Regions from separate parts of the Homo sapiens genome. Here region 1 is linked to region 2. Evidence: read pairs that join two places in POLR2A ChIA-PET (ENCODE). Cell type or tissue: GM12878. All regions are shown on one strand. Each heading gives the region's core, and the rest is flanking DNA. Links, peaks and the distances in the headings are about the cores only.

What was found. Peaks named below come from ENCODE experiments on the same cell type or tissue, not always from the same donor. Only the 100,000 strongest peaks of a DNase experiment are listed, where the experiment ranks them.
Region 1: POLR2A ChIA-PET joins it to region 2 with 7 read pairs; 4 of 35 experiments call an interaction of 5 or more read pairs at or near these places.

Annotation. Positions count from the first base shown.
Region 1 is chr1:221,066,841-221,071,241 of GRCh38, forward strand. LOC101929750 (a long non-coding RNA gene) reads left to right here. Exons shown (of 7, transcript XR_001738479.2): 3 at 119-262. Among named protein-coding and RNA genes, the nearest start is that of HLX-AS1, 190 kb to the left of the region's middle. RefSeq lists a silencer at 2,304-2,353. In GM12878, for the core only: no CTCF peak of the experiment used is centred there; a DNase peak (open chromatin) is centred at 2,461; H3K4me3 peaks cover 446 bases; H3K27ac peaks cover 2,171 bases.
Region 2 is chr1:220,955,139-220,959,539 of GRCh38, forward strand. No RefSeq gene overlaps it. Among named protein-coding and RNA genes, the nearest start is that of HLX-AS1, 77 kb to the left of the region's middle. In GM12878, for the core only: no CTCF peak of the experiment used is centred there; no DNase peak of the experiment used is centred there.

The DNA.
Region 1 (4,401 bases), core at 88-4,087, 110 kb after region 2:
GTTATATGGAAATGACTTCCTTTCTTCTCTCTCCACTCCTCATCCTAAACTGAGCTGCCCGTCTACTTCTCACTGTAACAATCTTTGATGTCAGCTTATTTGTGGACCTCGCACACAGGAATGGGACAAGTCACCAGCTCAGAAGTCTCAGGACCAGCGACATCAAGAGCAGGAAGTGGCCAGTGCCTCAACTTCACTCCCCTCTCCCTCCTGGAACAGGCCCTCCATCACCGTAGATAATTCATGTCACTGAATGGAACATGTAAGCCATCTCACTTCTTTTTGTCTTCACAAATGCTTTAAACACAGGCTTGGAAAATCTGTGGGCTTCTCACACGTTCTCAGATATATTCCTTTGCACCTAACTGGAGTGAAATGATATGGTGCTCAGTGGAAGGAATCTGGTTGTGCCAGCAGAGGTTGGGGCTATGGAACCATGTAACTGGAAGCAAGCAGTGAAAGAAACCTGGAAACTCCTGTCACCCTGTGCCTCAGTGCAGGCTGGCTCAGCAGCATCAACTTAATGTTCTGTGTGGGATGCTAGCACATTTGTGTTTGGAGCCTGGTAATTAGATTGTGAGCAGGAGGCAAAATCCCAGCAATCTGGTGGCATGGACAAATCTTGGTGTCAGAAGGCATGGTGTGTTGAGGCTTAACAATCTCAGCTCTATTTTTGTCTATCACCCCTTTGATACATGTCAAAAAAAATCCCACCCACTAGTTCTCTTTCTCCTCTCCCCATCAAGATCAAGCACCATAGACAAATTAAATAATAACAATAATAGAACAGGAAAATAATACACCGATGATCAGACATCAAAATGAAATGCAGACCCTTAGAACAACTTTGCTTCGTGTACTTTTAATACATTTTATATGCCACACGGCAATTTACTGAGAGGTGGATTTTAACATACCACATATGCTATTGGCAAGATAAGAATTACTGAGTTGAATGTTGGTTCACTAAATATGCTGAAACCCTTTTACAGTGTAGACTCTGAGGAACAGCTAACACTCTCTTTATGGGCACATTGAAATGAATTGTGCTTTTACTGTATGTCATTGTTATGTTTCAGGGGACATGATTTCACCAGTAGCTTTGCCAAATTTTTGCAATAACATGATTCCACTGTATTTCTATTTTAGTACCACGATCTCATGCCTTGAAGTTTATTTGAAAAAAGAAAACAACATAAAAAAGAGTGAAGTTCAGCCAAATCCAGGTTATTCAGGATTTAAGTTATAATCCAGCATGAAGATTATCCTAAACTTTTGCTTCTCTTCCTCACCTTTAGTATTTTTCATCTTAAGTGGATGTTCCTGCTCAGTAGCATATTTCCCAGAAAGAATCAATGGGATTTAATTAATTTCTTGTGTGAAATGCTGCAGAGATACTTTTTGAGGGAGGGAGAGAGAGAGAGAATGAGAATGTATGTAGAGAGAGAGAGAAGAGAGAAATGGTTGGAAGCTTTTGGTAATATTTTCTGATATGTATAAACTTAAATTACCTAGAATTCATGAGCACTTCTGCTTGCTATCCATGTAGAAGAGATCATTAAGAGATTGCTGTATTTTATCCATAATGTACTTTTCTAACCTAAATTATTAGGAATAGGAATACCCCATCTGCATGCTATGAATAACACCATGTGTGGAGAATCTGCACAGATCCTGAGATAATTGTAGGGATGAAGCTGTCTAAGGAGAAATCCCAGGCCTTAGGAGAGTGTGAACCTTGTGGAAAGATGAACAAAAGGGGAAGAGCCCTATTTTGAATCAAGGAAATCTTAACTCATGAGAATAAAATTAGTGTGAGGAGCCAAATCCTGAACAATCTTTAGTTTCCTTATTTTCTCTCTGATGACACTGTAACTGTCTAACTAAAAAGGAGAGAATCAAGTTAAGGAGCAAAGTATTTGGTCAACCCTTTAAACTATTTGTCGACATCATTTTATAGGTCAGCATACTTGTTTGAATTTTCCATTTGTCTTTAGAATATCTACCTGGAGAGAAGTCGATATTTAACTAGAAGAGATGGACGCTGTTGGGCTAATACAAAAAGTTAAAAATTCAACCCATGAAACATTGGTTTTTATTTCATTAGCAATTTTGGTTTCATTTTTTTTACCCAAATTAGGCTGAAAAATGAAATCAAAATTGCTGGTGAAATGAAGCCATTTTATACAAATAGCACTTTGCATCCTCAAAAAGAGAGATTCCACAGAATGTTCTTGTACAAACACCTGTAGTTTGGGTCCATGTGGAATCTCTCTTTTTCAGGACACAAAGTGGTATTTGTATAAGAACATTCTGATTCTGGATCCACTAGCTGCAAGAAGACCTGATTGAACCAGTGCCTCCCGCTGTGGGTGAAAATCAGCCTGGCCTCTCCTGGGACACAGAGGGGACCAAACTGTCAGTCACTAGAATGATTTGTTCTCACTTTCCAGCTGGCTGGTTTGGTGCTGTTGTTGATGCTGCCACAGTCATTGTAGTGTAGGGTAGGTAACAGACTAGCCTTCCAAGCACCTAGCTTTCCACCTCCTTGCTGAGACTTTGGCTTGGTCTCCTAGAAATGGCTCCTTTTAACCCAATAAACAGGGAAGTGGGTGGGGGGATAGCTGTTTAAAAAGAGCACATTTTAATGGAAAAATGAGGTATTTTCCATTGTGGTAATGTGTCTTTTTTTTTCAATCATAAAATTGCTCAAAAGAGGAAGCAAAAAGAGGAACATGTATTCATTTGTTTCAACTTGAATTTGTGAAATGAGTTCTTAAGAAAGCTAGCAGGCATCTATTTCGAAGAATTATGACTCCTTTTCGACATGTAAATATCGTATCATTTCCACAGTATAATTATCTCCCATGATGATCTAAATTTATATGACTGTAGATTCCAAACGCAGTTATTGTGGAGTTTCAACAAGACCACATATGAGAAAGAAAGAGAGAAAATATCTGCATGTGTCAGTGTTCAAATGACACCATCAGAGACTGTTGAGAGTAAGACAAGACCTCTCCTTTGTGACCAGTTAACTGATACTAGACAAGTATTGTTCTAGCAGGTAAAATGACTCGAAGATATCTTCAAACTTTATATTTTTTAATAACCCCCATAATACAGAATTACCTATGGATGTACATGTTGGAGTACATTCACGTGAAAGTATAGAATCAGACATTATTCAGGCAGACTTTCCCTGTTCCAAATACTCCTTAATTGAGGAACTACCTTGACTACTAATTTTAAATCACAATAGTTCCATGCAGAAGGGAGAGCTAAGTTTTGGGTTACAAAATTTTGAAAACCACCATATAGAACCCACCTAAAATATCCAACCACCAACTTGCCACTGGCGATGGCTGAGAAAGCAGAAGGGAGGCAGATGTGGTTGTTGCCCAGTTGGAAATGATGATACTAATAAGACTTTAAGTGAAGTAAGCAGAAGGAGTTTGGGGCATTTGTTATGCTCTCCTTGAAGCTCTGTTCTGAGTCCTCCCAGACCTGGCTGGAGATTGATTTTCCTTCTGTGCTAGATATCCTACGTGAAAATAACCATGGCAGTATTAATAATAGCACTGTAGCAGCTGTTTGGAAAGTGAGCACCTTCCATACCTTAACTTTCTATTTTGCCTGGTAGATTGCACTCTTTTCCTTTTCACTAGCAGATAGTTCTCTGAGTACGAATCTAAAGAGAGGAGAGCCAAGGCTATCTATATTGCCTATGGTAAGACAGCATAGTGAGACATTTCCTTAAAAATCTGGGAATGACTGCAAATGGCATTGGGAATACAATCATGAGTTGGTTGCCCCTGATGGTAGTTCTTCAGGTTCATGCATAGGAAGCTCCAAGGGAAGGTTGACTCATTAGATGCACCAAAGGTTGGCTTACTCTAAAAATGAACATGTCATGAGCATGCACACAGGGTTAATAACATATATTGAGCTTTTCCTATATGCTAGATTCTTTTTTACCTTCTTATTAAATCCAAACAACAACGTCCCAGTGAAGATGTTGTTATCAACAAGAATATAAGCAGAATGAGTAGCAATTTGGGTTCACTTGTATACAATAAACACTTGGCACATTTGCTTTTCAAATGATTTAATAAATGTTAACCTTATGGATGAAGAAACAGAGTTTTGCAGAGATTGAATACTCTGCCAAATTCCCCCAGCCAGATAACGCCAGAACAGGGAAACAGGCCTGACGCTATGGGGAGATTTTGTTCCCTGCCAGAGGTTCAGCATACCCAAATCCCCTCCCTTGTGTGGGCCCTGGTTGGAGTTGGACACAAGAAAAATTTGCATGAGATATGGAAGGTAGAAGTGAAGCAGCAGCTGTTATGCTCAGAGGATGGACATATGGATGCCAGGCACCATGACAGTGTCAACTTA
Region 2 (4,401 bases), core at 111-4,110:
TACCTATGGCCTGTCTTTGGGAGTGGGGTGAGATTAGTTGGCAACTGGTCGAAGAATAGGAGGGGGACGAGAGTGTGGGTTGTGGGAGGTGAATAATATGTAGAGGCCTGGTGGGGAGACGGTGGACCTCTAAATAGAAACACTGCCTCTTTCACATATTTCAGCTGTAGTAATTCATTTTTGGCTTCACATTTTTTCTTTATGTGTCTGTTTTGTGGCAGCTGGGGCCCCTGCAGCCTTTGATGGCTAATAACACAGTCCAGAGGTATGCAGTAAGTAATAGCAGACCGAGAGAGAACCTCCAGTGGGGAGCAGACAAGTACAAGATCACCCTTGACTCCCACCTGCTGAGGGTCCACCTGAGAATTGTAGCAGGCAGTTTCTGTGTTCTTGGGAAGAAGGTCTGTCCTTTCCAGGGGCGTGAATTCCACAGGAAGTTCTGGAAAACAGAGAAAGACTGAAGGAAGGGCAGTTTTGTAGAAATGACTGTTCTATGGGAGGAAGACACTGGGCTGAAGAGAAAAGGGGAGGTAGATGGGAAGCCATGTTCTTAAGAGCCTTGTAGACTAGGCCATGGGGTGAGTGGTGTAACAGTGTTAGGAAGGGTGGCCTGACGGACCCTCCCTGGAATCTCTGGGAGGTTAGGGGTTGATGGTGACGATGTTAGCAATGATATCACCATCACCACTGCCATCTCCATTGCTTATTGAGAATTCATATAGACCAGCTACTGTGATCAATGTTTTTATGTTCATGATCACATTTAATGCTTACATGGTTAAATGAATTGCCTAAAGTCACTAAACAGTGACAAAATCGCAGGTAAGGAAACATCTGGAACTCGAAATCATTTCTGACTGAGTCCACAACCCACATTTTGAACCACTATCATATAGAATTAATGTTTATTCTTTTTCTCTTCTTGATTGACCCTGACTTCCAAACAACAAGGTCTTGCTTTCTATCTGTAAAGCTCAGACCAAGCCCATCTTTCTGTGACCACCACATGTTAGCCTGTGATGTGGGCATTCCTCCCTTCTGGGAGTCCTGTACCAATCATTGTCCGTTTCAGTTATTTGGGGCACTCAGATGCTACATAGTATTACCCTTTAAAAAAAAGATAATGGAAAGGCAGAGTCAGAGAAAAAAGAGAGCAAGGAACCTGGAGTCCCAAGGACTGAATTTGGTTTCCAATTTAGACCCCTACTATTTTTAAAAACTCTGGCCTCCATTTCCACATGTATAAATCAGACATAACAGAAAAACCTACCTCATAGGGTTGCTATGAAATGAATGAGGAGGTTGTAGGGACAACCTTTTAAAACTAAAGAATGAGATACAGACACTGTTTGGTTATATATTGATGTTGGTTAAGCTAAAATGATGTATACCCTAAACCAAGTTTCATCCTCAGTCTTGGTTAGCTCCCACCCCCACTTCATGCCCTTCCATGCTTTCTGGATAACTATATTATAGTATCCCATACTATATTGTAACATGAATTGTGTAAACACAACTCATGTGTCATGTTTTTGCATCTCTGCCACCTAATGGTAATTGTCATGTGAATGAATATTTGTACATAAGAGAAACGTTTTGACTTTCTGAATGGTACAATAGGGCTAGCATAGCAGGGAGGGGGGACTTTCTAAACTTAGAATAGAAGAAAAAAGGGTTTTTTTTTTTTTTTTCTATTCTGGATGCTCTTTTACCAACTTACAGGCCAGGAACTGGAATAAGTCACCTAAGTTCCATTCCTGCTCTAGAATTTTATGAGGCCATGAAGTGTGTTGAGTAGCAAAACAGCTTAAAATATAAGAAATTCAACCCAAGTTATAAAATAGTCCCATTTGTATTTTACCAAAAGCTGGAACTATTTGTCCCTAGTTACTCATGTTTTATGTATTTTAAAAGATAAAACAGGGACAAAAACAAGTAGCAGCATCTGCTCTGCACATTTTTCTCTCTCTGACGTCCTCAGGATATTTTCTTCTCTGTTTTTTTTTTTTTTTTTTTTCAGATTACATACATCTGAGAATTAAAGGATAAATGCTTCATTTACTGCTAAATAGCTTTCTGGCCTGCCTGTGAATAAAGAGAGGTGGAAAAAATGAGAGAACAGGACCCTCAGCTTGTAGCCCTTGTGTTTCTGGTGGGGAACATGCAGAGAGCCAGCAGGCATGGGGACTAAGCTTCTTCCAAGCTAGACTTGTTGCATTCCAGCAACTTAGACACAATCACACCCACAGAAAACCGCCACAGTCCATGACTTGCTGTGTGTGCGTGTGTGTGTTAAAATGGGAGACTCATTCTTGAGCAATCTGAGAAGATGACTCAGGACAATAAGACACTGAACTAAGTGGCAGGACCATTTGGCTCAAAGAAACTAGAAAAGGGATCACTGAACAGGCTTAGAGAAACCAAGAGATTTGAAATGGCAGCTCCTTTTGATGAAACGTCCCACTGGCATGTTCAGGGTGTCATTGATTGGGGTGCTATTCCAGGCCTTTGATTATGTTCAGACCTTATCTGTGGTTTTTTTTTTTTTTTTTTTTTTTTGGTGATAAAGTCAATGTAAAATTTCTTCTGCCCCTGCTAGGTAGGGGTTATCATTGAGGGTCTACCAGGGTGAGTAGGAAAGCAGACAAGACCCTGCTCAGGATTCTGACCTGTGAGACTGTCTTTGGAGTGTGTTTTTGTCTATTTCACTCTGGCACCTCCCAACATGCTTCATGCTTTCCACTCTTAAAGCCTTTGTTTTGCTATTCCCAACTGGAATAATCTTCACAGTATTTCTCTCTATTAAGGCATACTCATTTGTTGGTATGAAACTAAAATACTATTCTTTCTTTGTCAGTTCAGGCTGCTAAAACAAAGTACATAGACTGGGTGGCTGATAAACAACACACATATATTTCTCTTGGTTCTGGAGGCTGGAAAGTCTGAAATCAAGGTGCCAGCATGGTCGTGTGCTGACGAGGATCCTTTTCTAGTTGCAGATGGTAGACTTCTTAGTGTCCTCACTTGGTGGAAAGAGGGTGAGAGAGCTGCTGGGTTTACTTTCACAAGGGCACTGGTCTCATGCTTGAGGGCCCCACCTTCGTGACCTAATTATCTCCCAAAGGATCCACCTCCTAATCACATTTTATTGGGGGTTAAGATTTTGACATATAAATTTTATGGGGACATAAATATTCAGGCCATTGTACACTTCCTCTGGAAGCTTTGCTGGAGCTCTCAGGCTGGAAGCTTTCTCTCCTCTGACCTTGCCCAGTACCTACAATCTCTATGATCCACTTGGCCTCACACATCTATGGCCTGGTGCCATTGGCATTTGTTTGCCAGATTTTCCTCTCCTCTTTGGTTCTAAGCCTTGGAGGGTAGTGTCTTGGGGTACCCTAAGGGTAGTCCTGGAGGGTAGGCATCTTATTCTTAACTCTTGACTGAATCTCACCTCAGTTTTATTCTTTATCATCTATCAGGTAGACTAACAGTAGTTTCTGCTAAAGTTTGAATGTATCCCCAAAGTTCATGTGTTAGAAACTCAATCCTCAATCCAACGGTGGAACTGTTGACTGAGAGGTGGGACTTTTAACAGATCATTAGGTCATAAGTGTTCTGCCCTCGTGAATGCCACTGTCATAGGAATGGGTTCCTGATATTTGTATTCCTGAAATATTGTATTTCTGAAATAGGGCAGGATGAGTTCTGCCCTATTTCCTCTCTTTCTTATGCACTCTTGTGCCCTTCTGCCTTTTGCTGTGGGATGATGCAGCAAGAAGACCTTCATCAGACTCGACCTCTTGATCTTGGACTTTGCAGACTCCAGAATGGTGAGCCAAATAAATTTCTGTTCATTATAAACAACCCAGTCTGTGGCATTGTGTGACAGCAGCACAAAATGGACTAAGACAATTTCCTAACTGGCTGTGTCTACCTCCAGTCTCCATGCCTGATCAATCCATGCACTGCACTGCCCCAAATAATTTTTCTATGATGCAGGTCTGATAATGACTTTCCCTTGTAAAGTACGTCAGTGGATTTTTGTTTAATTTTGGTAAAATTGTGACATATAAATCTCTCCTCAATTTGGCTTCTTCTAGCCTGTCTGGTCCCACTTCAATCCCTTCCTATCATCTAACTTTGCTGAATGACTTACTTTTTTCTGGGACATTCCATAATTTTTCTAATACCTTCGATTCAATCTCCCTGCCTGGAATGTCTTTCCCAGACTTGATTACCAGGAGAACTCCTATGACATATTTGAAGATTTTATTCAAATATTACTTCCTTGGGGAAGTCTTTTTCCTCTTAGCAAAGTTAATAATTGGCTTTGTACAGTATCATTTTATAAAACACATAGTATATGAAGATTACATGACAGGATACACATAAAGAGCT